Regions from separate parts of the Homo sapiens genome. Here all the other regions are linked to region 1. The links are chromatin loops, found by intact Hi-C in ENCODE. Cell type or tissue: ascending aorta. All regions are shown on one strand. Each heading gives the region's core, and the rest is flanking DNA. Links, peaks and the distances in the headings are about the cores only.

Region 1 (7,555 bases), core at 1,583-6,582:
AATCCCTCAGCTCTGCTAATCTGTAAAGGCTCAAATGTCCTTGCTTTTAGGCTCTGTGGGCTCTCCTGACAAGGAAAGTTGGTGTCAGGGAATCAAGACGGGGAGCTAAATGTCAAGAGCTTATTATTTCTGGTGGCCACCTTGTTAGACATTTATATTAAAATCCTGAAGAAAAAACACATACGTGCAGAATATTTACAACAATGGGAATAACTACAATGGCTACAGAGAAATCAACCCATTTCTTTACAAAGCATCTGGCTGTGATGTTTTAGAGCATGGACCCAAAGTAAACCAAAAACATACTAGATTAATCTCTCTGTAGAGCACTGAACAAAAAGGCTAGGTTTCATTCTATAAACAAATTGGCTAGCAGACATAGATGAAAATTTTATATAAGTGACAACCCTGACCCAACTCCTTGATAGAATTTATAGATCTTATGCAAATCTTTCATCCTCTCTCTCACACCCCATCCCCACAAAGATCCAAATACGTAAGCCATTAGGAAGATATTCATAGATATGTTTTGGAATGAATTAAAGCTGGTTTGTAATGTACAATCCCCTTGAGTAGAATATGGGGCTCAGGAGAAACCATTATTTCTGCCTCTGTCAAGCGCAGAATAATTGAATATTTTCAGATCCAAATTCCAAAATGGTTAGTCCTTAGGTAAATTAAGTGTCAATTAATAAAATGGTGAAATTTTTATTTTTATGCAGATACTGTAGTTGCGGGACTATGAGGAGAGAAAAATCTCTAAGAAATCTGAGCAAAATAAGAAGCCTGAATCACAGATGTTTATGAATGATAATCCTGGACTCTTACCCCACAGGGTGTCCATCCTAAAGGCTTGCCTGATTAGCTGGAGCTGGGGTATGTGAGGTTGTGTGCTCTATTTCATTACACCATTTTCACTGTGACAAGCAGCATTGTGGGGTGTTCAGTGTTGAGGGTGGGTGTATCTCAGCTTGAATTAGTGAGAGCTCTTAGCCTGAAGGTATGGGTTGGAGACAGGAAGTTACAATGTACATATCCAAATGTCACTGAGGAGGCTTTATTGCATTCCTTACTTAACATTTTGTACTTTGTATATAGGCAAACAGTTTTATTAACTTTCTCTTTCTCTCTCTCTCTCTCTTTTCCCCCAATTAAACTCTGTGTGGCTGGTTAGCTGGTCAGAATTATAGTTCTTGATTTAACCTTAGAGAAATGGAGAAACAGAGAGGTGAGATGATTTGTTCAAGGTCACCAACAGCAGAGCTGGATTTAGAAATGACTGCTTCTTGATTATCTGGGCACTGAGCCTGTCTGCCTCTCCTTGCTTTAGCTTAATTGTCAAATACCTTTATTTGAATTAGTTTTTCTTTCAGGTTTCTGTCTGCACACAAAGTGCACATGGATTTTGTACCTCAGCCCCATTGCTGAAAGCAGCAGCTTGCTATTTCTGGCAGGCAATTCCATCCTCCTCTGGAACAAAGCCCCATCAGATCCCAGACCTGGCTTTGTCAGCTGGTCCCAGGTGCTGTTTGGGGGATATGTGAGTGTGTGTGTGTGTGTGTGTGTTATTTGTGCATATAAAGATAATCTTCAGAGCCCAAATGGCTTCAGGACCCCTGTGAGGGCAGCATCTTTGCATCTAATCCTATCCACAGGAGCTAAAGTCACAGCAGCTCAGATAAGGGTCACGTTCCAAGCTCTTACATACTGCTCTGCCCTTGTCCCTGCAGAGGCCCCATGGGGTGTCTTCAAAGGGGAGCCTTTGGCTGACAAGGTGACTTGTCACCTGCTGCATTTGGGCCTACTCAGCAGAAAGTGCCTTCCCAAGGTGGCACAGAAGGTATAACCCTTTGGACACAGTGACTCATCTGTAATCTCTAGCTGGCTGGGCATTTAAACCAAACCCACTTTATAAGACCAAAGTGTGTATAGTGGGAGGTCAGTCTGGGGCACAGACTATTCAGGTCAATGGCGGCACTGGGACCGGAGCCTAAACACACATTCTGTCCCCCTGCCCTTCTCCAGCAGCACTAGGTGCTCTCTCATAATCTTCAAGCCTTTGGCTCATCTTTTCTCATTGCCCTTTTCAGCCACCATTTTAATCATCTGCCTTGTGGCTTTTCATTCCTGCTGCCCAGTGACACTCAATTCCTTCTCTTTCCCCAGCCTCCTGAGCCAGGGCCAAAGGTTGTTTAAGGTCCCCGAAAATTAACTTCAGTCTCCTACAAGGTGAACTGTTGCTTTCTGGTGAAGCCTCACAGCACCAATGAGCCTGTGAAAATATTCCACACAAAAATAGCCCAATGCTTACCGTGAGAGACACAAGAGTTTTGGTGCACTCAGTCCCAGACGGATCCCTCTAGTTTTCTCCTTGCTTACAAGATGCATTCACTCATTTCCAGAGCTGTCCAGTCCTTTCAGGTGATTCCTGGGTCATTTTGATAATGTCTCTTAACTTAGCACAGTTAGGTTTGTAACATTTACTGAAGGCTACAGACTGGCTCTCTCCTGCTTGCTCACACCAGATGGGGTGAGACAGGAGAGTGAGGAAAGGAGAAAGGGCTCCCTGCTGAAAGGATGTATGTTGTCATGAGTGGTAGGATGCACAACTCCCTGCTTCTTCCTCCAAAGCTCTGTCACTTAAGGGCCAGCCTTAGGAGCCTCGTATCAGTGAATATTGAATGGAACCTCAAGGCTACTCTGAGGTGAGCTCAAACTCTTGGGGGTACCTGCTGTTTGGACTCAGTCTCCAAACAGTCCTCCAAACACAAAATGACCCAAAGGTGGGTCCCTGAGCAGCTCTCCTAGGTTGACCTTGATCGTTCCTAAGCTTCAGAGCCAACCCACCAAGAAGAAAATCATAGAGCCAGCAATCAGCATCACTCTGTGGGAGCTTTTCCAAGTGTCTTGTCTGGGCTATTTTCAGGACTATCCACTGATGGAGGGCACTGTCTCCTCGATCAGTCAGAAGGTTAAGGGCTACATAAGTTACTTTGGGATATTCTATTTCCTGGTCCAACACATTCACTCACTCATTCATTCATTCATTTATTCATTTCTTGTGGATGGATTGGAGCTGCCCAAGATCAAGATTGCTATGTTAAGTGAGGTACAGAAACTCTAATGCATGAACAAGAGGCTTTTTTGGGAGAAAAGATATAGACGTAAAAACTTATCAAATGAAGTGGGAAATAATAAGTATCTAAAGTGAATAATAATAATAAACAATAGCCAACCTTTATATAGCGCCTATTATATACCTGGCACATTGTGTGTGTATGTGTGTGTATTTGTTTTATTGTGAAAAAATACACATAACCTTTTAGCACCTTAACCATTTTTAAGTGTGCAGTTCAGTGACATTAAGTACATTCACCTTGTGGTGCAACCATCACCATTATCCATTTCCACAACTTTTTATCTTCCCAAACTGAAACTGCGCCCATTTAACAGTAATCCCTATTTCCTTCTTCCCCCGGGTCCCTTGCAAACACCTTTCTATTTCTCTATGAATTTGACGACACCAGAAACTTATATAAGTGGACTGGTACAATATTTGTCCTTTTGTGAAGTCGAAAGCACTTTGTATGTATTAACTCATTTAATCATAGTAATGGTCCTATGAGGTAAGTAAAATCATTACCCCCCTTTTACAGATGAGGAAATTAAAATAAATACAGAGAGGTTAAACAAGAAGTAGAAATTAAATATTCAGAGGGATCAGAAAAAGGAAAAGATCTCCCTTAATTTGGTTCTCCGCCCCCAGGAGTCCATGAACCAATTAAAAGGAAGCAAACAGTCCCCTTGTTGGAGGCGCCGCCACCTTGCAAGACCATCTCTGCTTCTATACAAGGGCCGCGCAACTGGAGAGGGCCCTTCTGCAGGAGAGAAGAGGGAATGTGCTGAATGAGTTAAAGTGCCCTTTGTCCACCCCCCCCCCCCGCCCCAGCACTCGGCGGGCGCAGGCTGAGCTGGTGACCCGGGCAGGACCGGAGCCAAAGGATTAATCCATCACAATGAGACGTTCTATTCTGGGCAGGCGGCGCGAGCAGATGCTGGGCGCCGGCGGAGGCAGCGTGCAGGGCTGGCGCTCACGCAGGCCGCCAGCACCCTGCGCTCCACCCCACCCTGCTCCCTAATGAGAAGAGAGGAGCTGAACCCAGACAGCCGCTCCCTGTTGACGCCTTAGGCGTTTCAAAACTAGACTGGCCGGAGCCGATGGAATGTCTTGGGTGGGCCATTCTGAGAAACCCAATTTTCTTGCTTAGGCTATGTTTAGAATCCAGAAAGTCACTTCAATTACCCCACTTTCCTTACAAATCCAATCCGCTTCTTACCTCTCACTCCACCCTCCAGCCTCCCCGCCACTCCACTTGCCCCAGAATCTTTCTGCTAAATCCACTCCCCAGTCCACTCCACGGTGGAACTGGGGGCTGGAATAAATTACCACCCCGGCCTCTCAATTAGGAAAAGGAAATCCACTCAGTCTCAGGGAATTTTAGGGGCCGGAAGTCTAATTTTTTGATGTGAAAGCAGCACTTCTGTGACCTTATGGAGATTATGGCCTGGCCGGCCAGCCCCACTCCCATAATCTTTTGACCGTTTGATCTCCTGCTTACACTGGACTGGGACAGAGCAGCCCAGTGATTCATTCCCAGATTGCACCCTCTAGCTGTGCCAGGGAGGAGAGGAAAAAGAAGGAAAAACAGTAGTTAGATACTGTGGGTTAGAAAGCCCAATTTTGCAATTGCTCTTTAAAAATCAGACTCAGTGACATTACAACACTCCTTTGGAGGTATCAGTCCCTTCCAGGGACAGAAGCATATTTTGGGTCACGGAGAAGAGCATTTTGCAGGTTATATTAGAGATTCTGCCAGAAAATTTAACAAATCTAAAGTCTGCTTGCTTGATTAATTTTTAGGGTATGTTTTCCCCCTAGCTTTATTAGGGTACAATTAACAAATACAAATTGTATCTATTTGCAGTATACAGTGTTTTGATATGTTTATACCAAAGCTTTAAATATCTGAGAGGGATGTTAGGATGACATTTAGAAGGGTAAACGATTGTCTCTATTTTTGTGGGTATTCTTGGCTTCGTTTTAAAAGTGGTTGGGATTATTTCCCCCAAATTTTTTAATTTTGTAATCCTTCTAACATGTCTGCCTAACCCAATTTCTTTTTTTTTCTTTTCTTTTCTTTTTTTTTTGAGACAGAGTTTTTCTCTTGTCTCCCAGGCTGGGGTGCAGTGGTGCAATCTCGGCTCACTGCAACCTCCACCTCCTGGGTTCAAGCAATTCTCCAGCCTCAGCTACCCGAGAAGCTGGGATTACAGTCACCTGCCACCATGCCCGGCTAATTTTTGTATTTTTAGTAGAGACAGTGTTTTGCCAAGTTGCCCAGGCTGGTCTCGAACACCTGACCTCAGGTGATCTCCCACCTCAGTCTCCCAAAGTGCTGGGATTACAGACGTGAGCCACCGTACCCAGCCCCAATTTCTACTTATTGTTTTTCTCTGCTTCTATGTAGACCATCCATTTCTCTAAGACTCAATGATATGTCCTAGAAGATCTTTGGCCAAATGTCAGACTTATATCTTACAGATCCCAGAGTAGGGAGTAAGTACTACAGCTTCTAAAATGCTCTCACTCACATGCTTCATCAATGCAAATGACAGTTCGAAAGACCAAGAGCTTTTGGATTCTACTTGGACTTCTTTTGAAAGGAGACTTGGGCTCATCCTGCTGGCCTCTGCCCTCTGCTAACCTCCCAGGACTCCTGACTGGGCCTATGCTGGATACCAACCATACAAGATGAATGTCTTGCCAAGCTGGATGTGGAAGTATATTTGGTCCTTTGAAGGTTAATGATCAATCCAGACCACAAATGGATGACAGTCAAACACTGCCTTGGGTGGGCTAATGGCTTGTGTTTCAGGACTGAGAACTCATTAACAGTCCCCCGCCGCCTTGTCTGCTCCTAGCGATTGGCCTCCACCTCCACTAACACTCAGCCCTTCCCTTGGCCCTTGGCTTTTTCTCTGCTTCAACCACAGGCTTTCTCTCTCTCTCTCTCTCTGAGCCTCGGCTTCTCTTATAGACTCTATCCCATTCTCATTCCAAGACACAGAACCCCTTCTTATCTACCTGAAGCTATAGTTGGTCATTGGTATCATGGAAAACAGGAGCTGACTATGCCTTAAAAATCATTTATTGCAGTGATTTTTAAACAATGTTTAAAGGAGCCTTGAGATTCCTTGGTGGCAAGCAACAGAGGCCACCGAATATGTGTATGTATGTGTGATGAGTACTCATAGCAGTGAATATTTGGAAAGCAGAGCCTCCAAAAGTCCCTTATGCACACATGCATACTTATCAATCAGAACAAAGGACTGGTATTTGTTTTATATATTGGGGGTAATTCATTGCTTGATTTTTTTTAAAAAAAGATTCTGTTATTTAAAGAAAATAGTTTAAATATCACAGTGATCCCATCCTGCCCCTTCATTATCTGCAGGGGCGCCCCTGAGTGTCCCCAGGTGAGATCTCCATGCCTACATTACTCTACACAGAATAACTCTCTCCTGGTTCCAGTCCCAAATAAAGAGGACAGAGCCTCATGAGTCTATCTGGGCCAAAGTGGGTTATTGCCAAGAATAACCTGGCATCAGGGGATTCAAACTCTTTGCCTTCAAGCTCTGGCATTCCAGTAAGGGCTGACTTGGAACTGTCACAGAGAAACTGGGGGACAGTAAATGCAGTCTAGCACTTGTTTGGAACTAGAGCATGGCTCAAAAATGATCACAATGAATAAACTTTGCTATCAGCTTTCTGTAAATAAATATACACACAATGCTAAATCCTTTTGCATTAGGACTTGAATTTGATTGTACATTCTTGGATACCTAAGAATCTCCCAATACTGCTCTAGCTTGTAACTTTTTTTTTCAGAAAGAGTGTTTCCTCAGATGTCTAGATGTCTGTATATAAGTGAACATAATTACTATTTTTAAGAGGAGGGTGCCTATGTTCTTCATGCTTATAATACCCCCAAGAAACTTACAGAGAACACTATGCATGAGATTAAATTGCAATCCCTAAGGGAATCCCAGACTCACTCTGGATCAACAGTAGTTGCTAATGTGTTTAATGCAGACTACGAGAATAACAATGATCATATTAATACTATTTATGGAGCACTTCTATGTACCAGATGCAATGCTATGTACTGTATATGTAATCTTCACAATATTTACATGGGACAGGTTCTCTGTTCTTATTCTGCAGAAAAGAACACTGATGCTAATATTCAAGAATAAGCATATCTAAAGTTAAAGCTTCAATGTGGCAGGAGTAGGAGTCAAGCAAAATTCATCTGACTCCAAAATGAATATTCTCAATTGCAATGCTAAGTACTGTTATGCTGCTCCTATTGGAACATGGGACACAGACCTCACTAAATGGTGGTGACCAAGGTGAGAGAATATGAGAGGACAGACAATAACCTTATCTTGAGTTAAGCTTCCCTAGGCTTCTACTCTCAATGCCAAGAGATTC
Region 2 (7,555 bases), core at 1,424-6,423, 130 kb after region 1:
TTTTTAATTTTAAGTGAACAATTTAGTGGCATTTAGTGCATTCCCGATGTTGTGCAACCATCATCTCCATTAAAGTTCTAAAACATTTTCAGTGAAAATGAAAAAACATGGGTTAAAAATGAAATCACAATGGAAATTAGAAAACATTTTGAGCAGAATGTTAATGAAAATGTGATACAGCATGTGGGATATAGCTAAAGCTGTGCTATGAACATATTATATATTACTTTTCCCAATATAAATCGGAAAATTCAGCTTTATAATGGACAAATTCCTAAGATAACACAACTTATCAAATCCAACACAAGAAGAAATAGTGTAGTCTTACATTGATAAATACATTGAATCTGAAATTTAAAATCTTCCCACAAAGAAATCTAGCCTTAGATTGTTTCACTGTTGAATTCTTCCAAGTGTTTAAAGAAGAAATAATATCAATGTTACAAAAAACACTTCCAGTGAATAAAAATAGAGTACTCAAAAAACAACAACAACAACAACAACAAACCCCCTGCTGCCTGTAATCCCAGCACTTTGGGAGGCCAAGGTAGGCAGATTTCTTGAGTCCAGGAGTTTGAGACCAGCCTGGGCAACATGGTGAAACTCTGTCTCTACAAAAAATACAAAAATTAGCCAGGCATGGTGGTGTGCACCTGTAGTCCCAGCTACTTGGGAGGCTGATGTGGGAGGATCACTTGAGCCCAGGAGGTGGAGGTTGCAGTGAGCCAAAATTGCACCATTGCTCTCCAGCCTGGGCCACAGAATGAGACCTCGTCTCAAAAAAAAAAAAAAAAAAAAAAAAAGGACTTCTCAATTTCTCAATTCAGTTTATGAAGTCACTCTAATCTTGATATTTAACCTGACAAGTATGGTACAATAATAATAATTATTATTCTGATAGACCAATCTTTCTCATAAACATAAATGCAAGAATGCCAAATAAAATACTAGCAAATGTAATATAGCACTTATAAAAAAAGATTAGGATTGTAAGGTTAATTTTATATTAATTGAAAAAAAAAAAGTCAACTTCTACTTCTGCTCATCCCAGTACATCCCACTATAATCAAGTAAAAGTGGACAAAATATATGAAGCAACTATTTTCAGACATTGACCAACAGGCAGCATAGTTTCGTCATCCTGGAGAGGAAGAAAAGGAAAAAGGTTAGCCCTGTGATTGCCCTGGCTTTTGCCTACAGGCAATTTTTGAAGAGCAGCACAGTTTGCCTTTACCTAGGGGGAACCTAAGTAGAAGCCCAGCAGTCTCACTGAATTTAAGAGACAGAAACTTGGGAAGACTGTGCTGGCTAGAATTTGTAAGGGATAGTAACTAAAAGGAGGAAGTTACACAAAGAAAGGTCTCCAGAAATCTAAAGAGGGGTCCCCTTGAGTCTTGGCTGAATACTAATCTGTACATGCATGGGGTGAAACTTCATGAGGTCAAAGGACAACTGCCTGGGAGCTCTACTAAACAATTCCTAGAGCTCATACAATAGAAAAGGTTTTAATTTATATCAACCCAAGTAGAAATACTTCATTGAAAACCTGGGGCATCCAAAAGGGGCCAGAGAAGGGTCATAGCTTGGTAATAGAGCTAAGTTAGCCCTAGAGTAAAGGTACTCTACACCTGTGTAACAAAGCTTAAAAACAAACATCAAAAAGGTAGATCTAATCCACATGTAACTGCCTGCCAAAACAAACCTCAACACTCTTTAAAGGAAGACAACAAAATCCAAACATCCAACAACACAGCACTTGTAATGTCCAGCATCCAGTGAAAAATTACCAGGCATGTGAAGAGTAGCAACTTATGGCCCTAATTAGAAAAAATTCAATCGATAGAAAAAATAAATCAATGTAATCCACCACATTAACAAAATAAAGAAAAGCATATGATTGGGGAGAGAGAGAATTGGGACAAATACCTAATGCATGGGGAGCTTAAAACCTAGATGACGGGTTGATGGGTGCAGCAAACCACTATGGCACATGTACAAACCTGCACGTTCAGCACAGGTATCCCAGAACTTAAAGTAAAATAAAAATAAATAAATAAAGGAAAGCATACGATCATTTTGATAGATATAGAAAAAGCATTTGTTAGAATTCAGCATACGTTAATGATTAAAAAAGAAACACCTAGCAAGCTAGGAATAGAAAGAAGTTCTTAAAACCTGATACAGAGTGTATGCAAAAACCTATAGCAAACACTATACTTAGTGGTGAAATATTGAAAGTTTGCTCCTAAAACTGGGAAGAAACAAAGATACTTGTTCTGACTACCTCTTTTCAGCATTGTACTGGAGGCCTTCAAAAGGCCAATAATCTTACAGGTACAGATGGAACATTGATCTCCACTGAGTGTAAACAATCTAACCAGAAAGCTTTGATGCCTGTCAATTAATGTTGAAGCTTAAATTCTGGGAGTAAGACATGTTGCAGGGATGGAAGGAATGGATAATTAATATTTCTCTCCTCTTTCTCTCCCTCTCCTTTAACAGAATCTATACCAACCTCCTCATAAACCTTCTCAAGGGCAGCCATGTCCTCATTGGGCCTCAGAAAACCCTTCTTCTATGCCCCCCTCACGAATGTACCAGTGAACAAAGGCATGGTTGGCATACACCAGGTCAAAACTTGTGGTCCAGGTGAGCCCAGGTCTCAGCAAAGGCTGTGGTATTGCTCAGCATGCACACAGCTCTCTGTATCTTGGCCAGGTCTCCACCAGGTACCACCATGGGAAGCTCGTAACTAATGCCAACCTTGAAACCAGTGGGACACCAATCCACACACTGGATATTGTGCTTGGTCTTTATGGTGGTAAAGCAGCATTGACATCTTTATGGTGTCACCACAGTGCAACAGGCAGGAAGCCATCATTTGCCATGGCGAAGGTCACATTTCATCATCTGGTTGGCTGGCTCAAATCAAGCATTGATGATCTCTGCTCTAAAGCTCTTCATGATAGGCTTTCTCAGCAGAGATAACAGGGATCAGCATTCAGGAAGCCATCAACTCTAAGGGAAGCATAGAGGGCATAAACTGATGAATAAGGCAGTTAAAGTTAAAGAGACTTCACTAGCTATTGATAGGTTGAGCAATCAATATTGAGATTTCTATGACAGATGTCTACCACAAAGGAACACTCAGAGCGCTCCAGGGTAGTGTGGGTGGTGAGAATGGAGCTATAGGGCTCAACTACAGCTTTGGAAACCTGGGACACTGAGTAAATGAACTCCAACTTTGACTTCTTGCCATAATGAAGAGACAGACATTCTATCAGCAGGGAGGTGAACCCAGAACCAGTTCCCCAACCAAAGCTATGGAAAACCAAGAAGCCCTGAAGACTTGTGCACTGGTTGGCCAGCTTGAGAATTTGGTCCAACATGAGGCCAGTGATCTCCTCGCCAATAGTATAGTGCCCTTGGGCATAGTTATTGGCAGCATCTTCCTTGCCTGTGATGAGCTGCTCAGGGTGGAAGAGCTAGTGGTAGATGGCAACGTGAATTTTGTCAATGAATGTGGGCTCCAGGTCTACAAACACTGCCCTGGGCTTATGCTTGCCAGCACCTGTCTCACCGAAGATGTTAAAGGAGTCATCTCCCCGAGTGGTCTTGTCACTTGGCACCTGGCCATCGGGCTGCATGCCGTGTTCCAGGCCGCAGAGCTCTGAGCAGGGATTATCAATCTGGCCATCAGCCCGGCCAACGTGGATGGAGATGTGCTCACGCATAGTGGCTAGGGATTAAGAGACAAAGGCAACAGGAGCAGACACCAGGTCCCGGTCACTTCTCCTGAGAAGCTGAGTCAAGGTAACACACTCAGAAATCACACTTTTAAAACTATTATTACTTAACATGTTCTGCTTCTGCTTAAATATAAAATGACTTTAGGATAATTAGCATTTTTAGGCATACAGTATTACTTACCAGAGTCCCTTTCTATTATGTGTTTCTCATTCCTTTTTCAAACCAAAACAAATACTAATTTGTCTTTCTCCTGTAAGAATAAATATTGTAAACATTGGGACATTCTTTTTAGAGACCTTTTATTTTCTACCCTGATTTTGGCAACCTAGTCTTTTTGGTATATTGACCATAAGAGAAATTATTTAGTAGGCTTGTCTTACTCATGCACAGTTGGTGTTGTTCTGTTCTTTAATGTGTCTCAAGCAAAGAAATTTAAAGGGCAGCATGGTAAGAAATTTGCCTAAAAGTTACATGATGGTTCTAGTCCCTGTTCAATTAATTGTGGTGTCCCAGGCAAATCACCCAATGCCTTGGTGTTCTCATCTATAAAGTACTAGAGTTGTTTTTGGCATTGCTGCCTGGCACAGAGTTGGCATTCAATAGTCTGTTGATATACAAATATTAGTTTCATAAACATCTTCAAAAGTTTTATTATATTGAATTCAATTCACTTCTGTGAAAAGTAGTCAACCAACTAAATGGCATGCAAATTAACAAGGTCTACTCCTATTGCACGCTATTTTCGTGGCAGTCTGAGATGAGAAGAAACTAGCACTGGAAGCAAAAAGGTAATGAAAATACAGTAACACAGTAAGCACTTTTAGTTCACTTTGTGGACAACTGAACTAGAAACCAGATGGAAAAAACTAAGCAACCAACCAACCAACCAATCAAAAATGGCCCAAATGAACCAGTGAACTAAAGTAGAAAAGGATCACTTCCCATCCAGAACTGTTTTTCGAAAAATGTCAATAAATTCAGCTCTTAAAAGAGCTTTTTATATTAAACCAGGCATCTTTCAAAGAGAAGCAGCTACCTTTGAGGTTCTTGAACTTAGGTTGCAACACAAAGATAAGTATAATAGAGAGAGTGCACAATGTTAAATCAAAGGTAGAGGGGAAGAGGATTGTGGGGACAGTTATTCTGGAGATCAAGAAAGAATTCAGTATGCTTAATGCAAAGTAACTGCTGGGGTCCTTGTGTGTTAAATATTCTTATGCGAGGAAACTGTCTTCATGTTTTATATTTGCCTTCATTTTCTTTTATTATTTCCAGACCACCTCTATTGGTTATGCTAAGTAATCCTTTTCTCTTTTTGGAGTTTAAACTTTTTAAGGAAACAAAAACTAAAGAACAGAAAGCCAGACACATTGGAAATACAAACTCTTCTTTTACTGCATAAGAAATGAGAAGAAAAACTTAGTGTGAAATTCTGGAGTCTAAAATTAAAATGTAAACAGAGAATGCTCAGTGACCTTTTCTTAGGAGGCTCACATGAAGGAATGTCATGGTACATTGACCAAACTTTTATTCATTTGCATTTTCAGGATGTTGCGATTAATACCACATGACACTCAATAAATTACACTACGACATTTTGTACAAATCACTTCACTTCTGGTTTCCTCTTCGGCTGTTACTTCACCCTCTGGTTACCTGTAGGGAAAAAAAATGTATTTTGGGGCTTTATCTTTAAAGGGCGATTCACAGTTCTAGCCAATGTAAAGATATTGGTTCCCAAGGAAATAGCTACCTAAGTTATGTTTTTTTTTTTTTTTTGAAGGAGTTTTTGCTCGTCGCCCAGGCTGGAGTACAGTGGCGCCATCTCAGCTCACTGCAACCTCCCCATCCCGGGTTCAAGTGATTCTCCTGCCTCAGCCTCCACAGTAGCTAGGACTACAGGTGCCTGCCACCATGGCTGGCTAATTTTTGTCTTTTTAGTAGAGACGGGGTTTCACCATGTTGGGCCGGATGATCTCGATCTCCTGACCTCAGGTGATCCGCCCGCCTGGGCCTCCCAAAGTGCTGGGATTACAGGCGTGAGCCACTGCACCCGGCTCGTGTTCTAAGGAAATAGCTACCTAAGGTATCTTATTAAAACAAATGAACAAAAAGTTTCCCAAACTGTGTTCTAAGGAAATAGCTACCTATCTTATTAAAAAAAAACAAAAACAAAGTTTTATGCTCTAATAAGTTTGGGAAATGCTAGGTTAAACAAAGCTAAACATGATTCTTTCCAGTGGGACATCTGAGAGTCTTTAATTAGCTAACAGTGCATTGTGATTCTGCAAAGGAGGAACAATAATTCACTGTTTCCCAAACTTATCTGACCATAGAACATATTTCTCAGAGTATTTTTCAAGAGTAGTATTTTCTGTAATATATGATGAAAAATAATCGTATCGGCCATCTTTGTACATAAGGTCAAAATGTCAGGCAGCCCTGAAATAAACGCAAGCCAAAAGGTAGAGAGATAAGTGAATAAAGCTGGCACACTGTCAGTCCGGAGTACCATGCTGCATTCTGAGTCAAGCTCCAGGAAACTGAGCTAGGGTTTGTCTCTAAGAAGAAAAACTGGAGCGTCCAAAGCTTCTGGATTCCATTTAATTAAAACCCTTTTAAATTAAATCCTTGTAACTGAAGAGTATCGGTGGATGAAGAAAAAATAGTCTCACATGTCTTCATTTCCATCCTTGGCTCAGTACAGCTCCAGTTCCATTATTCTTAAACATCTATTAACATGATTGCTAAATAATTACACAGGCTAACTGCCAAGCATTTTTCACAGGAAGCAAGGCACTGCTCTTCTGGCTTATGCAAAAGGGTCACTGTTTTTTTTTTTTTTTTAACTTTATCTTGTTTTGATTGAAGAAACATCTCTAAAAATACCATCTGAGTGCAAGATAAAAAGGAAATAGCAATTCAAGGCACAAAGCTAAGCACATGCAACAATATAGATGATTTGGGGGTGGGACAGTACAGAATTCAGAACTGATAGAAGTTATCAGCTCCATATTTCAGAAAGACCTAATGTCTTCCTTCTGCTTATACTGTTCTGACAGAATTTTAATTTTGGCAGAGATCACTCTCGATGTTATGATGTACTGATTCAGAGGTCCCAAATCAGTAACCTGATCCTAGATAGATCCTCAAAGGTCAACTGCCACTAGGTGTCCCCTTCTTGATCATTCTTCATGCTGCCTGGATTGGGGCATGGCTAAGCACTCAAGTCAAAGGATTAGTTGGCAATATCCTACATTGTCAACAAAGCTTTGAAGAAAAACAGAGACAGAAACTGGTATTTACTAAGTACCTAGGTGATAAATTATTTTCATAAACATTACCCTATAAAACAGACAACTCTCCTGTCCCAAATCCAAACAGATCTTTTTCCTTTATTTACAGATAAAGAAAATGGGCTTAGAGAGGTTATAAAATTTGTCTAAGGTCTAACCAAATGCTGATAAGCAAATTAGGTACAACTCTGAGCCAGGTCTCGATGAGTCCAAAGTGTGTTTTATAATATCTTGCTGTCTCTTGATCATTACAAAATTTCATTTGTTTACAGGAGCACAAATGGCCTATTTATGCCTTTTCTCTCAGCATCTAGCAAAACATCTCAACTTTTATTACACCAACTTTGGGAGTCTTGATGATGTTTAAATCTTCTCATTCATTTGCCTAAATCAATAGAGCTATTTATCCTCAACTGTTGGCAATGAACTTTCTTAACTCAGAATTTTGAAAAAAAAAAAAAAAAAAGAAGAAGAAATTCTAAATACTTGAATTGCTTCATTTCATGCTC
Region 3 (7,555 bases), core at 1,305-6,304, 74 kb after region 1:
GTGGGAATCCAAACTATGACTTCTTTTAACTCAAGGGCTTCTTGAGCCTTCTAGATTTTACTCTGGGAGACCCTAAGATTTCCAGGGAAAATCGTGCCTCTGCACCAGACCCTACAACTCACCAATGAAGGAGGGCTGGAAGAGTGTCTCAGGACAGCGGAAGCGCTCATTGCCAATAGTGATGACTTGGCCATCAGGCAGTTCATAGCTCTTCTCCAGGGAGGAGGAAGAGGCAGCTGTGGCCATCTCATTCTCAAAATCCAGGGCGACATAGCACAGCTTCTCTTTAATGTCACGGACAATTTCACGTTCAGCTACAGAAATAAAGAGTATCACAGTCATGCTCTGAAGCAAGAAGTCAATTATAGGGAGGTAGGCGGATTCAGTGAGAGAGGAGGAAAGCAGACCCACACTGTGGCAGATGAGACACACACACTCACCAGTGGTGACAAAGGAGTAGCCACGCTCAGTGAGGATCTTCATGAGGTAGTCAGTGAGGTCCCGACCAGCCAGATCCAGACGCATGATGGCATGGGGCAAAGCGTAGCCCTCATAGATGGGGACATTGTGAGTTACACCATCCCCAGAGTCCAGAACAATGCCTGCCCGGGGAAGTAGACAAGAACAAGGTAAATTCCTGAGGACAACACCACTGCTCTAGCCACGGCAAAGCCCGCTTCCAATCTTGGCTAAGAGATGCTAGCAATGGGCATTGATCCAGATAAAATTAGATTCCTTACACACAAAGAATAAAAATGCGCATCAGGAATACTAAATCTGAAGCAAACTGCAGCTCATCTTTTTAACTATTATAGTAGAAAAAATTCCCGAGGACACTTTCAAATGACCATCTTTCTTGTCAGCCACGAGCACATTATGTAAGCACCCAAGGGTGTTTTTCTTTGCTCCTATTGAACTTACACGTTTCTCTCTCTTTTGACTCAGACCCTGTATGGAATGTATTCTCCTTGGGGATGCTTGCCCAGGTGATGTGATGGTTTAAACACATAACAATGACTGCTGCACTCCAAGCTGCTACACTGCGCTGAGCTTTAAATGAGGGAAGGACCTATCTCCACAAGCTATCAGCTCCAACAATAATTGTGCTCCGAAACTAACCTCAGGGCACTACTGTTAACTCTTTCTCTTAGCACAGACCTTGCTAGGGAATGGGAGGAAAGGGATTATCCCTTTTTCAACTGGGGGATCTGATTCACAGCAAGGTCGGTGACTTGGGAATGTGATTCATCAGTAACTGTCCCCAGAGCCCAGCATACCTGTGGTACGGCCAGAAGCATACAGGGATAGCACTGCCTGGATGGCCACGTACATGGCAGGGACATTGAAGGTCTCAAACATGATCTGAGTCATCTTCTCCCGGTTGGCCTTGGGGTTCAGCGGGGCCTCTGTGAGCAGGGTGGGGTGCTCCTCGGGAGCCACACGGAGCTCATTGTAGAAGGTGTGGTGCCAGATCTTCTCCATGTCGTCCCAGTTGGTGATGATACCATGCTCGATGGGATACTTCAGGGTCAGGATGCCTCTCTTGCTCTGGGCTTCATCACCTACGTAGGAGTCCTTCTGACCCATACCCACCATAACTCCCTATGAGAAGAAAAAATGAGAAAATCATGCTCTCACCATGTCAGGAATATAATCAGTGTCTTGTCCATTTATATCTAACTGCCCAAGTCAAGGAACATATTTAAATACCAGAAATAACAAGCAATACGATTTTACCCCAATTTAGAAGAATTATTTAAAAATCAATCTTCTACCTTCTCCCCACTCCCCCAAAGATGTATAATTCTATTGTTGAGAATATAACTCAGGAGAGAATGAAGCTATTCCACTGAAGAAGCAGAGCCTCACCTCACCTTAAAAATATCATATGCCTTCATTAAGTTATTAAGCTCATCACCCATGTCAACTGGAATATAGATGACTGCATTTTGGAATGACTGAATTAATGACACATTGTATTTCTCCTAAGAAAAAGATTTTGACATTCAAGTGAACACATAATGATGGGCTGATATGCCATCCTCACTCCAACAGTGAAATTCAGCCTGTCCAGAGCTGTTCTGGAGTCATTCACCAGCTCTGAGGACTAAGCTCTCCTGCTTGGCAGCCTGTCTGGCCAGGCATGTGACAAACCCAGAGAGCATGGCATGTCTTTTAACAAACGAGGTGGTATGTCACTATCACCATGGCACTTGCTGCCTCTGTCACGCCTGGCTTCTAAAAATGCAACAGCCAGGAAGGAGATAGATTGATTACACCTTTGGGGAACCCTGTAAACTGGCTGTGAACATGAGAGAGGAATGTGGATTTGGTCCTGGTTGGTTGGGAGAGGTGATATTGTTAGAAGTTTTAAACAGGACTGAAAAGAGAGGACAAGGAAGAAAATGAAGTGTATAAGGCAGAGAAGACACTAAAGACTAAAAGTCCAAAAGGCCATTAGTGGAGAGAAGCAGGTGGCTTTCACACCAGGGAGTGGGACCCTTTTAGAGGCGTGCCACTCAGGTGTACATTCCTCAGTATGTTGGGGTTTTGTGGAGTATTGCTTGCCTTGGCTTGGATTTGAAGTCAATCAGCCTTCTCTTAATTTGGCCTAAAGAGTTCATCGAACAAGAGGGTCAGGTGAGAGCCATTTCCTAGATCGCTGGACTGAAGGGGTCCCGAGTGGGACGGGGGGCTCGGCGGGAAGTTTACCTGGTGCCGCGGGCGGCCCACGATGGACGGGAAGACAGCGCGGGGCGCGTCATCGCCCGCAAAGCCGGCCTTCACCAGCCCAGAGCCGTTGTCGCACACCAGGGCGGTGGTCTCCTCGTCGTCACACATCTTGGCACAGCTTCAGGGGGTTCTGCAGGTTGAGGAGGGGAGGGCGGACCACGCTTAGCTGCCTGTGCAGCTGGCCTTCTCCGCACCCAGAGGACAGGACAGAGCAGAAGGGGGTTGTGGGGACTGGACAGGGGGTTGGGCGGGGAACACTCCTGCCACCTCCCTTCCCCTCGAATCATAAAAGGGAGGGAAGAAGCCGCGGAGGAGACTGGGGACAGAGAAGGGCAGAGGAATCCACCCAGGCTCCCTGGCCAGGAGTTCCAGCTAGGGTGCCAGGTGCAAGGAGGGACCCAAGAAACCCAGCCCCTTAGTCCTCCCCAGCCCTTTAACTTTCTTCCTTTTCACGAACTGGGAACTCGATCTCCAGCCCTGTCCATATCGCCATGCCTGTGCCCCAGATGGAGGGGAAAGCGCACGAGAGTAGGGACCCAAAAGCCCCTTGGGGAGCCACAAAATTCCCCTTCTTAGAGCCCCTGCGAGGTCCTGCGAGGACCAACGCCCAGGACAAAACAAGTTAGAACCAAATCAAAAAGTGTGGGCTTTAAAAAAAAAAAAAAAAAGGCAGTCGCAGAGCGGCAGGAGCTGGGGCCTTGGCTGAATGCGGGCCGGGCTGGCCAGGTGGCGGCGCGGGGCTGGCGTCCGGCGCGGCCCGCGGACCAGGCGAGGAGTGAACGCGGAGGGCCGGGCGCTGACTCACCGTCGGCGGGGCGGGTCGGCTCGGCTCCGGCGGCAGCGGGCTCTGGGTGGCTGGCTCCAGGAGGGCCGCTTTATAGAACGCTGATGGACAGGGTCAGTTGGAGCAGCCGGGGGCAGGGGTGGGGGGCCCGGTCTGCCACCTTGCCTTATTTGGTCCCCTTCGCACCCGCTAGGACTGCCGAGGCCATTCATGGAGCCAAGGGCAGGGGAGAGGATCAGCCAGGGAGCCCCCAGACCATGTAAGGAAGGGGAGGGGGCAGTCAGGGGGATGGCCAAATAGGGAGCTGGGGAGGGGCAGGCGCTGAAGGGTAGGGGGCAGGGGAAGACTAAGTGACGCCAGCCCACCCCTCCCCCTTTCTGGGGTGTGGGTGCTCCCTGGATGGTCTGTGGATTCGGTCCTCCGCAGCCCTGCCAGCCTTGGGGACAATAAGCCACATGCAGTGGGAAGGCTTGGCGCCCTGCCCTCTGCTGAGGGGTCCTGACAGCTGGGCCAGGGCAGCAGGGGAGCAACAGCGGCTTCTCATCTTCCAGGGCTGCCACCAGCACAAAGGACACCGCAGCAGCACATCTGAGTGGCTGCAAAAGGGGCACCCAGGACAGGGCACCCTTCTGGTCTAGTCCCCGCCAGCCTGAATGGCTTTACTCAGAGAGCTGGTGCTGGGCTCATCTAGGTCAGAAAGCTGAGATTAACCAAGGCCACCCGAGTTCCAACCCATGCATGGATCAGGGTCTGGCCAGGGAAGAGTCAGAAAAGGGTTTCTGTGAGAGCTTGGCCAAGTCTTGCTGGAGAAGGGACCAGGTTTACCCCAGCCCAGTTATTGGGTAGCCCTCATCCATGCTGCAGGGTTTTGCTCAAATTCAGACTCTGGTCTTCAGGCCAGAAAAGGATCCCCTGCTGCCAAAGTGAATAAAGGAACAAATGCCAAAAGTAGCTTGCCCACTTGATGGTGGGGAGATGAGCATCTTTAAACTGGGGGCAGAGGCCCTCACTCCAGGTGGAGACAAGACTGCAAAGGCAAATACTTTGATGGAGAACATAGCAACAACTTAAACTATAGGACTACACCAATCCTTGCTACTCAAAGTGCAGCCCATGGACAAGCAGTATTGTCATAACCTGGAAATGAGCTAGAAATGCAATCTCAAGAGCCATCCCAATCCGCTTTTCAGCAAGATCCTCATTTGCTTGGTATGTACATTAAAGTGTGAGAAGCATTGGCATAAATGACAGATATCATCTCCTCTGTGGAAAACAGATTTTGCAGGATCTTGAACTTTTGAGAAGGAAAAAGAAAAATGACATGAAATGAGGAGAGGGAGAAGGAAGAGGGAGATGTAAGAAGGACACAGATCACTAGTTTGCCCTGGGGTGCCCTGCATTCTCAGTTCTTGACTGGAGCTTTGATTTTTAATGCTTGTGTTTTTCCTCCAGTTCACACCAGTTAAAAATAGAAAACTGGGCACTGGCATCTCTCTCTAGAGTGGTCTTGGGCTGATATGCTGAGGAGGCCTGCTGATTAGATACTTGTCCCGACTGGGGAATGCTGGGCCCTCCCCTCTGAACTCCCCAACCATGTTTGGGTTGGTCTGGAGAAGAAACGCGATGGGCAGCTGTGTGGTGGGGTCGGGTAAGAGACCTGGCTGAGATTACTCTGTGCAGCACAGCAGGCATTTTACAGTGAAAATGTTTATTGACAGGATGCCAAGAGTAGAACTGCCTTGTCTCGTGAAAATATAGAAAAACCAAGGAAAAGGAGAAATGGGACTGGTGTCAGAGCCAGACAGAACTGGGCTCAAATGCTGCCTTTATCACTTACTAACTATCTGTTTGGTCTTGAGCAAGACACTTAACCTTCCCAAGCCCCAAGTTTTCCCTCTCAAAAGTGATACCATAACACTTGTTGCAGAAGTTATTGTGTATTGTAATAGTTAGAAACAAATGCTGTAAGTAATATGGAAGATACAAAGCAAATTGTATGTGTAATAATGATACTTTTGGAGGCAGTAGTAGCTCTGCCTTTTAAAGAATCAGGTTGATTTCATTCTTCATTGATTCAGCAAATCTTTGCAGGACAAGAACTGTGCTAGTTAAGGATTCAGTGATAAATAAAACAGAGCAGGACTCATCCTCCGTGGCAATTACAGAAAAGTCAGACAGCTATGGCACAAACTGGGAGGGAAGAAGAGGTATCAGCAGGATAGTCACAAAAAGGGAATGGAGGTCTGAAAGAGTTGCCGAGAAAGCCTTCCCCAGGATGTGTTGTTCGTTTTTAAAAGTAGAGCAGAACTGAAGTTTATGAACATTTGTGTGAGAGAAAGAGTTTCTGCATGGGAGTGGCTGGTGAGAGACTCCCACTATGACTGCTATAGGTGCAAAGACTCTCAGGAATGGAAAACCATGATTATTGACCTTTGTCCTTCGCACAGGCTTCGGGGATCTAGGAGGCCACTTCCAGCCCCCTCATCTCAGGACCATTGGCTCTAGTGGGAGGCCAGTAGAACAGTGCAGGACACAACAGCAGTTTTGTGAAACAATATTCACCCTTAAAATGTTTGAAAAATGTGTTTCCTATTCCGCTCAATTTCATTGCCTAACACTCAAAACAGTGTATTTTCATATGTGTTATGTGTGTAGCAAGAACGAATGCTTATTTCTTAAAAATTTATGATTGTTTGATATTTACTATTTGTATTACCACTCAATTTCCACATTTTATTTATTTTATTTTTATGTATTTGTTTGTTTGCTTCAGACAGGGTCTCCCTCTGTTACCCAGGTATAATCAGGTGCGGTGGTATAATCAGGGCTCACTGCAGCCTCAACCTCCCAGGCTCAGGTGATCCTCCCACCTTAGCCGATTCTCCCACCTTAGCTGATCCTCCCATCTCAGCCTCCCAAACAGCTGGGACTGCAGGCACATGCCAACACACCCCGCTAATTTTTGTATTTTTTGAAGAGACGGGGTTTCACTATGTTGCCTAAGCTGGTCTCAAGCTCCTGGGCTCAACTGATCTGCCAGCCTCAGCTTCCCAAAGTGCTGGGATTACAGGCATGAGCCACCAAGCCTGGCCTTGATTTCCACATTTTAAAAACTTTGAACCCTATTTTATATATTTTAAAATGTAAACCAACAGGAAAGTAAGATTTCATGACTGAGTTTTATTTAAACTACTTTTTACAGATCCACTTAATTTGAAAATTGAGATTGGCTTTTTAAGCATATAAAAATGACATCTCAAAAAAAATTACAAAACAAAGAAGAAAAAAATGACATCTCCTCTTTGGTACATTCTAGATTTTTTTTTAATTATGGTAAAATATGCATATATCAAATTTACTATCTTAACCATTTAGGAATACAGAGTTCAAAAGTGTTCAGTGCATTCACATTGTTGTGCAGTCTCCGAGTGTTATTTTTTTTATTGCTAATTGTGACTAAATTGTGCTTCCTGCAGTTTGAGAAAGACCAGTTTATATCCTATGAGGTAGGGAACCACTGAGCCTTTTTTGTCTGAGGTCACACAGGTGAGCAAATGGTGGAGTGACAATTCAAACTCAGGCACCTGATTTTAAGCCCTATTCCCAACCACCACCAAAAATACCTTCACATATACTTGGTCTGCTATTTCTCAGAATGTGATGCTAGAACCGCCTCCAGCCAAATTACCTAGACTGCCTCATAGAAATTCAGATTCCTGGGTTCCACCCTGGAAGATTGAATCTGCATTTTAAATGAGCCCTCACTGTTCTCCCCTAGGTATGTTTCTCTGCAGAGTGAAAAACTTAGCCGCACTGCTTGGCTGTTCTCTCTGAAGCCCACAGAGCTTTGCTGGATGCTGCCCAAGCTGCCAGTGCTGGCTGGAGTCCAGGTTGGCTGACCTTGTAGATCCCAGTGGGATGGCAGAGCTGGGGCGGGTCCCCAGGGCTCTTGAGGGCCAGTGAAGCCCTTTTCGGCGTGGACTGGCCATGAGGGAGACGTGCAGGGCAAACTGAAGGAACAGAAGGTGGGACAGTTCC
Region 4 (7,555 bases), core at 1,779-6,778, 89 kb after region 1:
GGGGTGGGATATGGATTCTCATTGCCCATCTACTTCCCTCCATGCCCCCCACCACCACCCAGGTTTCAGCAGCACCAGTGAGAAGCTGACCTCCTGCAGCTACCCTGAAGCCACAAAGCTGTGTGTGTTAGCCCCCTCCTTTCCCACTCCCTGGTAACAATGGAGCCCAGCAGAAAGCTGAGTATCAGAGGAACCTGCCCCCAATATTTCAACATAGGTTTTCTATTTTCCGTAAGTGTTGGCCAGCTGAGAAATAAAGAGAAAGAGTACGAAGAGAGGAATTTTACAGCTGGGCCACCGAGCGTGACATCACATATCGGTAGGACCGTGATGCCCACCTGAGGCTCAAACCAGCAAGTTTTTTATTACGGGTTTCAAAAGGGGAGGGGGTGTAAAACAGGGAGTAGGTACAAAGATCACATGCTTCAAAGGGCAAAAAGCAGAACAAAGATCACATGCTTCCGAGGGAAGAGGACAAAGGCAAAGCAGAACCACTGATAAGGGTCTATGTTCAGCGGTGCATGTATTGTCTTGATAAACATCTTAAACAACAGAAAACAGGGATCGAGAGTAGAGAACCGGTCTGACCACAGATTTACTGGGGCCGGGTTTTTCCCCACCCTAGTAAGCCTGAGGGTACTGCAGGAGACCAGGGCATATCTCAGTCCTTATCTCAACCGCATAGGACAGACATTCCCAGAGCGGCCATTTATAGATCTCCCCCCAGTAATGCATTCCTTCCCCAGGGTATTAATATTAATATTCCTTGCTAGAAAAAGGATTTAGTGATATCTTCCCTACTTGCACGTCCATTTATAGGCTCTCTGCAAGAAGAAAAATGTGGCTGTTTTTGCCTGACCCGGCAGGCAGTCAGACCTTATGGTTGTCTTCCCTTCTTCCCTAAAAATCACTGTTATTCTGTTCTTTTTCAAGGTGCACTGATTTCATATTGTTCAAACACACATGTTTTACAATCAATTTGTACAGTTAACACAATTGTCACAGTGGTTCTGAGGTGACGTACATCCTCAGCTTACGAAAATAACAGGATTAAGAGATTAAAGACAGGCATAAGAAATTATAAAAGTATTACTTGGGAACTGATAAATGTCCATATTAAAATGAAATCTTCACAATTTATGTTCCTCTGCCATGGCTCCAGCCGGTCCCTCCATTCGGGGTCCCTTACTTCCTGCAACAGCTGAGTTTTCATTCCCATTTGGAGGCCAGGAGATGGTAGGAGTCAGTGCCTCTCTTTCACTGGGAAGGTGTCAGTGGGGCCAAATGGGGAGCTGAGCTTCCTCCCACCCACCCCACTGCAGTGAGGCAGTATGAGTCAGCACTCCCTTTTTGCCAGGATGGTGTCAGGAAGCTAAACATACACATCTACCTAGTCTTCAATATCTCAACAGGGGGCTGCCTGCTAATAAAAGAAGATTAAATATGATCCAGAATATAATATAAAAACTGTCAGGATACAATTGAAAATCGCAACATGAATGAGAAAAGACAATTGACAGATACCAACAACAAGATGAATTAGATGCTGGAATTATCTGACAAGAATTTTAAAGCAACCATCATAAAAATACTTCAATAAGCAATCACAAATTCTCTTGAAACAAATGCGAAAAATACTGAGAAAATCTCAGCAAAGAAATAGAAGTTATAAAAAAGAACCAAATGGAAATTATAGAAGTGAAAAATACAATAAGCTAAATAAAATACTTAATGGATGGGCTCAATAATACAGTGGAGATGACAGAGGATAGAATCAGTGAACTTGAGGACAGGTCAACAGATTTTACTCCAGATTAACAGAGAAAAGTGTAGACTGAAAAAAATAAAAACAGTCTCAGAGGCCAGGTGAGGTGGCTCACGCCTGCAGTTCCAACATTTTGGGAGGTAGAGGTGGGTGGATTGCTTGAGCTCAGGAGTTTAAGACCAGCCTGGGAAACATGTGGAAACCCATCTCTATAAAAAATACAAGAAATTAGCCAGGTGTGGTCACACATGCCTGTAGTCCCAGCTATTTGGGAGGCTGAGGTGGGAGGATTGCTTGAGCCTGGGAGGCAGAGGTTGCAGTGAGCCAAGATCATACCACTGCACTACAGTCTGAGTGACAGAGCAAGACCCTGTCTCAAAAAACAAAAACAAACAAACGAACAAAAACCATAAACAGAGTCTCAGGGACCTGTGAGACAATAACAAAAGAGCTAACATTTGTACCATCGGATCCTCAGGAGAGAGAAAGTGGGACTGAAAAAGGTATTCAAAGGAATAATGGTTGAAAAATTCCTGCATTTGGTGAAAGACAGAAATATAGAGATTTAAGAAGCTTAAAGAATCTCAAATAGAATAATTCCAAAGAAATCCACATTAAAACTTATCATCCTTAAAAGTCTGAAAACGAAAGGCAAAGAAAAATCTTGAAAGCAGCCAGAGAGAAACAATACGTTACTTATAGGAAAACACCAATGCAAATGAGGACAGATTTCTCTTCTGAAACCATAGAGGCCAGAATAAAGTGGCACATTTTTCAAGCACTGAAAGAACAGAACTGTAAACCTCAAATTCTGTTTCTGGCAAAAATGTCTGACAGGAATGAAGGGGAAATAAAGACATTCTTAGATGAACAAAAGGTAAGAAAACTCGTTGGTAGCAAATCTATTATTTAGAAAAATGGCTAAAGGAAATAGCAGAAGGCTTAACACTTCAAAAAGGAAAGAATATTGGAATTGGTAAAAGAAATAGGGGTAAATATAATAAATTGTCTTTCTCATGAGTTTCTTAAATCACATTTGATGGTTAAGGCAAAAATTATAACATGCATCTGACATGGTCCTAATCTTGGTAGAGCCAATACTTACAACAATCATCTTTAAGAACCTGGGAGGGTAAAGAGATCTAAATGGAAGAAGGTCTCTGTACTCTACCGGATGTGGCAAAATGCCGTTACCAGTAGACTCGACAATGATGATATCTTTGTATATTGTAATACCTAGAGCAAGCACTAAGAAAAGCGTACAAACAACACACTGTATGACTTCATTTGTATCGTATGCTCAAGATGACAAAATTACAGATTAATGATAGCCAGGGCTTCAGGAAATGGAAAGGAAAGGAAGTAGTTGTGGCTGTAAATGGGTGGTGTGAGGGATCCTTGTGTCGGAACTGTACTGAATTGTAGTGACCATATGCATCTATGTGTGTGATGAAATTGCTTATTACTAAATACGCACACAAACACACACAGACACACAACTGAGTCCATATAAAACTGGTGCTATCTGAATACACTTGACGCGTTGTATCAATGTCAATTTCCTAGTTGTAATATGGTACTCTAGTCAGACCAGATGTTACCACTGGAGAAAACAAGATGAAGGGTATATGGGCTCTCTGGATTGTTTTATTATAACTGCATGTGAACCTGCAATTATCTCAAAATATAAAAGTTTTGGCGATTAAATATAAAGTGTGTGAAAAATCTAGTAATTTCAGTTTCTCAATCAAGTCGATTCTGAATGAATTTTTTATACTTAGGTGATCATAGTTTATGAAATTTAAATAGCAGTGCTAAATGTATCCTATTCTCTATATTTAGAGAAAGCACATTGGCTGGTCCAGTAATACGTCTGGCATGTGGTGCCAGGTGCCATTGAAGCTGAGGAGATTCCAATGTATGCAAGCATGTTTGATGAATCAGGGGCTGATGACTATCGGAAAACTGTGGCGTAATGGAAGATCCCCAGAAGGAGAATTTACAGCTACTTCAAGTGGAATCTGGCACAATGAACAGACTGGCCACAGGAGCTGAAGACTGGAGGAGAGTGACACTTCTAACTAATAGCATCTAAAACATCCCAGATGAGCTACTTCAAGAGTGTTTGTGAACATCTTGAAACAAAGGCCTATCTTGTAAACAAACAGAGCTGTCCCACTAAACTCTCCTGGCCTAGGGCCTCTTCTGGGAGCATTCAGAGAAAGCAGGACTTAGAGGATAGGGAGTTAAACTTCCTGCCCTGGTTCAGATCTGCAACTGAGCAGTGAATGACTCAGCACCAGGAGAAGGCATCTGTGGGCCTGAATGCTGGCAGCCAGGAATAAGTGCAAAGGCTGTGCCAGTGATGGCCAGAGTGGACGGGACATGGCAGTGGAGGCTGGAGTCATAGTCCACAATTTACCCTCAGCATCTGAGAGATACCCCTAGGGAATCCCGGAGCTGTGGAACAAGGAGGAAATTATGTGAGAGATGGGGAGGGGACCAATGCCACTCAGTTTCACAGAGAGGGGTTATCAGGCAAAAGAATATAGGGTAGTTCTTCTGAATCTCGCACACATTGGAATCACTTGGGAACTGATTCCTGGATCTTAGCTCTAACAATTCTGATTTAATTGGTCTGGGTGCATTTGAGCATTTTGGGAAGTTTTTAGTTTCCCAGGAAATTCTAATGTTCAGTCAACGTTGAGAACCATTGATCTAAGCCTAGGGCTCTCCAACTTAAACTTACATCGGAGTCACTTGGAGGGCTTGGTAAGCAGTAAATTACTGATTCCATCCCTAGAGTTTCTGATTCTGTAGGTCTGGAGTGAGGCATGAGAATCTGTATTTCTGTGAAGCTCCCAGATGATGCTGATGCTGAAGGTCTGTGGAACACATTCTGAATGGTACTGACTTGGGTTAAGTATTTATTGAGATGACATTTGTACCCACCATGTGGGGTGGGTGCTGGGGACATTTGGATCATGGAAACAGTATAGAGCAGGACCCAACACATAGGCTTATTAACAGCCTGAGCCTCATGCTGCCTCTGCTGCATTCCAGCTACATGAACTTGAATAATTTACTCAAACTTTCTAGACCTAATTTCCCCATGAGTAAAACAAGAACATTATGGCAGCTACTCACAAGTTGGTCGCAATATTTTTTTTGTTTTGTTTTGAGGCTGGAGTGCAGTGATGCAATCTCCACTCACTGCAACCTCCACCTTCCAGGTTCAAGCGATTCTTGTGCCTCAGACTCCTGAGTAGATGGGATTACAGGTGTGCACCACCATGCCCAGCTAATTTTTGTACTTTTAGTAGAGATGGGTTTTCACTATGTTGGCCAGGCTGGTCTCCAACTCCTGGCCTCAAGTGATCCACCCACCTCAGCCTCCCAAAGTGCTGGGATTACAGGCGTGAGCCACCATGCCTAGCAAATACTTAATATTTTAAAAGTGCTTTTATCACTGATAAACACACTACATACATTATAATAATTTAATCCCCAGCTAACCCTGTGAAGTATTATTTCTCCTGTTTCACAGATGAGGAAGCTGGGAAGTTGGGTTAAGTAACTTGCCTTAGTCACACAGGTAGTTAGGATTGGCTTAGAATCTGAACCCAGGCAATCTGAATCCAAAGCCCATATACTTCACTATTATACTATACTAGTGCAACAAATATGAGCTACTATGGATAGTGATTATATTAAGAATTAAATGTAATGAAATTCTTAAAACTCCAGTTCATTGTTTTCATGAAACACAAATAGAACACAGTAGATATGAGGAATTGCTATAATTAAATCTAAACTCAGTTCTCTAAACCAGTGTTTCTCCAAGTGTGTCTTGAGATTACCTACAAAGAAATCATTTGGAAACTCCCTACCTCAAATCTTTGGAACCACAATCTCTTGGGGGCAGAGCTACAGAATCTGAGATTTTAAATAAGTTCCCAAGGAGAGCTGGTTTCCCAGCTGTAGTCTGAGTCACATGCCTATAAATTAAACATATTTAGTAATCATTCTTTTCGTATTTCTCAGACTGATCTAGTGTTTTTCTCAATGTTATTTTTTATGAATTTAGAATACACTATTTTGAGTAGCTCAAGTAGAATTGTCTACAGTTTGAGAAAATAAAACCTATCCTTTAAGCTTTCGTAAGTAGGCAAATAAAATAATAATCTGGCTTAAAATCAAAATCATTATGATATGTGGTGGTGAGGGAAGAGAGAGACCCTCTCATATTGTTTTATATTGTTTTATACTCAGAAAAGGAAAGAAAAGCAAAACTAAAGGCAGGTAGCCTGGTGCCTAGGAACCAGACCCGAAACCAGGCCTGGGCCTGCCTGACCTAAGCCTGGTAGTTAAAATTAGACCCCTGATCTAGCAACTGATGTTATCTATAGATTCCAGACATTGTATGGAAGGACACTGTGAAACCTCCTGTTCTGTTCTGTTTCACTCGGACCACTGGTGCTTGCAGCCCCTGTCACATACCCCCTGGCTTGCTCAATCGATCACGACTGTCTCATGCGGACCCCCTTAGAGTTGTGAGCCCTTAAAAGGGACAGAAGTTCAGCATCTGACGAGCTCGGATTTTAAGACACTAGCCTGCCGATGCTCCCAGCTGATTAAAGCCACTCCCTTCCCTATCTCGGTGTCTGAGGGGTTTTGTCTGTGGCTTGTACTGCTACAGTGGCTCAAGAACCCAACTGGACAAATAAAATAAGCAAACAATTTCATTTTAGAGATAAAATTAAATTATAGCTGTATCTCTGACCTTCCTGTTGTACTTCCTCAGTTTAAACAGCTGAGTAATTAAGACTTTTTAAATGTAGAATTTACTGACACAGTAAAGTCAGTTATATATTTATTTATTTATTTATTTATTTATTTTCAGACTCAACAGAGATAGGACACTGTGAAGTTTTACAGGAAACCATTCCTATTTGAGGAATTCCTCTGATTCAATGTTGTCAATGAGCACTTAAACGTCAATGACAAAAGTTTCCACTCTGGCTATGATGGACTGGCATGTTACCACCCAGTACAACTGGAAAAGTTGCATAAACTTTTTTTAAACAAGTTCTTTGAAAACACAGGCACATTATCAAAGGAGGGAGAACTTTAGGGGCTAACGTGGCTGAGAGAGGGGAAGCAAAGAGTTGAGCCCAGTATCTGTTGCTGCTTTTTCCCTTGTGGTATTTGCCAATTTGTAGGGGAGAGAGAGAGAGAGAGAGATACAGAGAGAGAGAGAGAGAGACCCAAGTAGAGCAGAAGCTGAGAAAAAACTGGCAGCAAAGGCTCAGGAATTGAGCAGCAGTGTAAGCAGTCTCATGGGGCTGGGGTGGGAGAGAAAGAATTGGAGTATAGGGCCTGCTGAAGAAGAGTGTCCGTGGTAAAAGACCAGTCCTTCAGCTGTGATCCACAAAGGGCTACATCTTAGGAGTAAAGACAGACTGACAGCAAACAGACTTTGAGTCAGCTCAATCCCAGGCTAGTTGGAAGTGATTGGCAGTACCCTGTCTGTCAAAATCAAAAGTAAATATCCCCTGGAGGAGGATAACCTTGTACAGAGCCTCAAATCATTGCTATAGTTTTTCATACATAATATCTGGCAAGTAACAAAGAAAGTACTTGGCCAGATCAAATCACTGAAAAATCACAAGGAAAAAAAAAAAAGACAATGGAAAGTGACCAGCAGGAGATCCGGATACACAGCTTATGGGTTTTTTAATGATTACTATGTTCAAGATAATAAATGGCAAATAGGTAATTTCATCAAAG

What was found. Peaks named below come from ENCODE experiments on the same cell type or tissue, not always from the same donor. Only the 100,000 strongest peaks of a DNase experiment are listed, where the experiment ranks them.
Region 2: a loop joins it to region 1, with 2.2 times the contacts of the local background. A loop is called at or near these places in 3 of 110 quality-filtered maps.
Region 3: it touches region 1 in a loop (5-fold over the local background); 28 of 110 quality-filtered maps call a loop at or near these places.
Region 4: a loop joins it to region 1, with 4 times the contacts of the local background. A loop is called at or near these places in 4 of 110 quality-filtered maps.

What each region holds. Positions count from the first base shown.
Region 1 is chr15:34,718,006-34,725,560 of GRCh38, forward strand. It overlaps LOC124903463 (a long non-coding RNA gene), which reads left to right and starts at 4,058. Exons shown (of 2, transcript XR_007064579.1): 1 at 4,058-4,232; 2 at 5,529-6,858. RefSeq lists an enhancer at 3,663-4,164. In ascending aorta, for the core only: a CTCF peak has its summit at 4,677; DNase peaks (open chromatin) are centred at 4,106 and 4,546; H3K4me3 peaks cover 1,614 bases; H3K27ac peaks cover 4,876 bases.
Region 2 is chr15:34,846,662-34,854,216 of GRCh38, forward strand. AQR (aquarius intron-binding spliceosomal factor) reads right to left here. Exons shown (of 35, transcript NM_014691.3): 35 at 5,121-7,555. It also overlaps the pseudogene TUBAP11. Among named protein-coding and RNA genes, the nearest start is that of ACTC1, 55 kb to the left of the region's middle. In ascending aorta, for the core only: no CTCF peak of the experiment used is centred there; a DNase peak (open chromatin) is centred at 3,655; H3K27ac peaks cover 2,029 bases.
Region 3 is chr15:34,791,968-34,799,522 of GRCh38, forward strand. It overlaps ACTC1 (actin alpha cardiac muscle 1), which reads right to left and starts at 3,582. Exons shown (of 7, transcript NM_005159.5): 1 at 3,539-3,582; 2 at 2,713-2,863; 3 at 1,278-1,602; 4 at 441-602; 5 at 123-314. The coding sequence starts at 2,841. All of the region lies in intron 2 of GJD2-DT (GJD2 divergent transcript), which reads left to right. RefSeq lists an enhancer at 4,729-5,200. In ascending aorta, for the core only: a CTCF peak has its summit at 3,438; DNase peaks (open chromatin) are centred at 2,155, 3,604 and 3,963; H3K4me3 peaks cover 2,871 bases; H3K27ac peaks cover 4,765 bases.
Region 4 is chr15:34,806,889-34,814,443 of GRCh38, forward strand. It overlaps GJD2-DT (GJD2 divergent transcript), which reads left to right. Exons shown (of 3, transcript NR_120329.1): 3 at 3,608-6,035. Among named protein-coding and RNA genes, the nearest start is that of ACTC1, 15 kb to the left of the region's middle. In ascending aorta, for the core only: no CTCF peak of the experiment used is centred there; DNase peaks (open chromatin) are centred at 3,753 and 4,103; H3K27ac peaks cover 5,000 bases.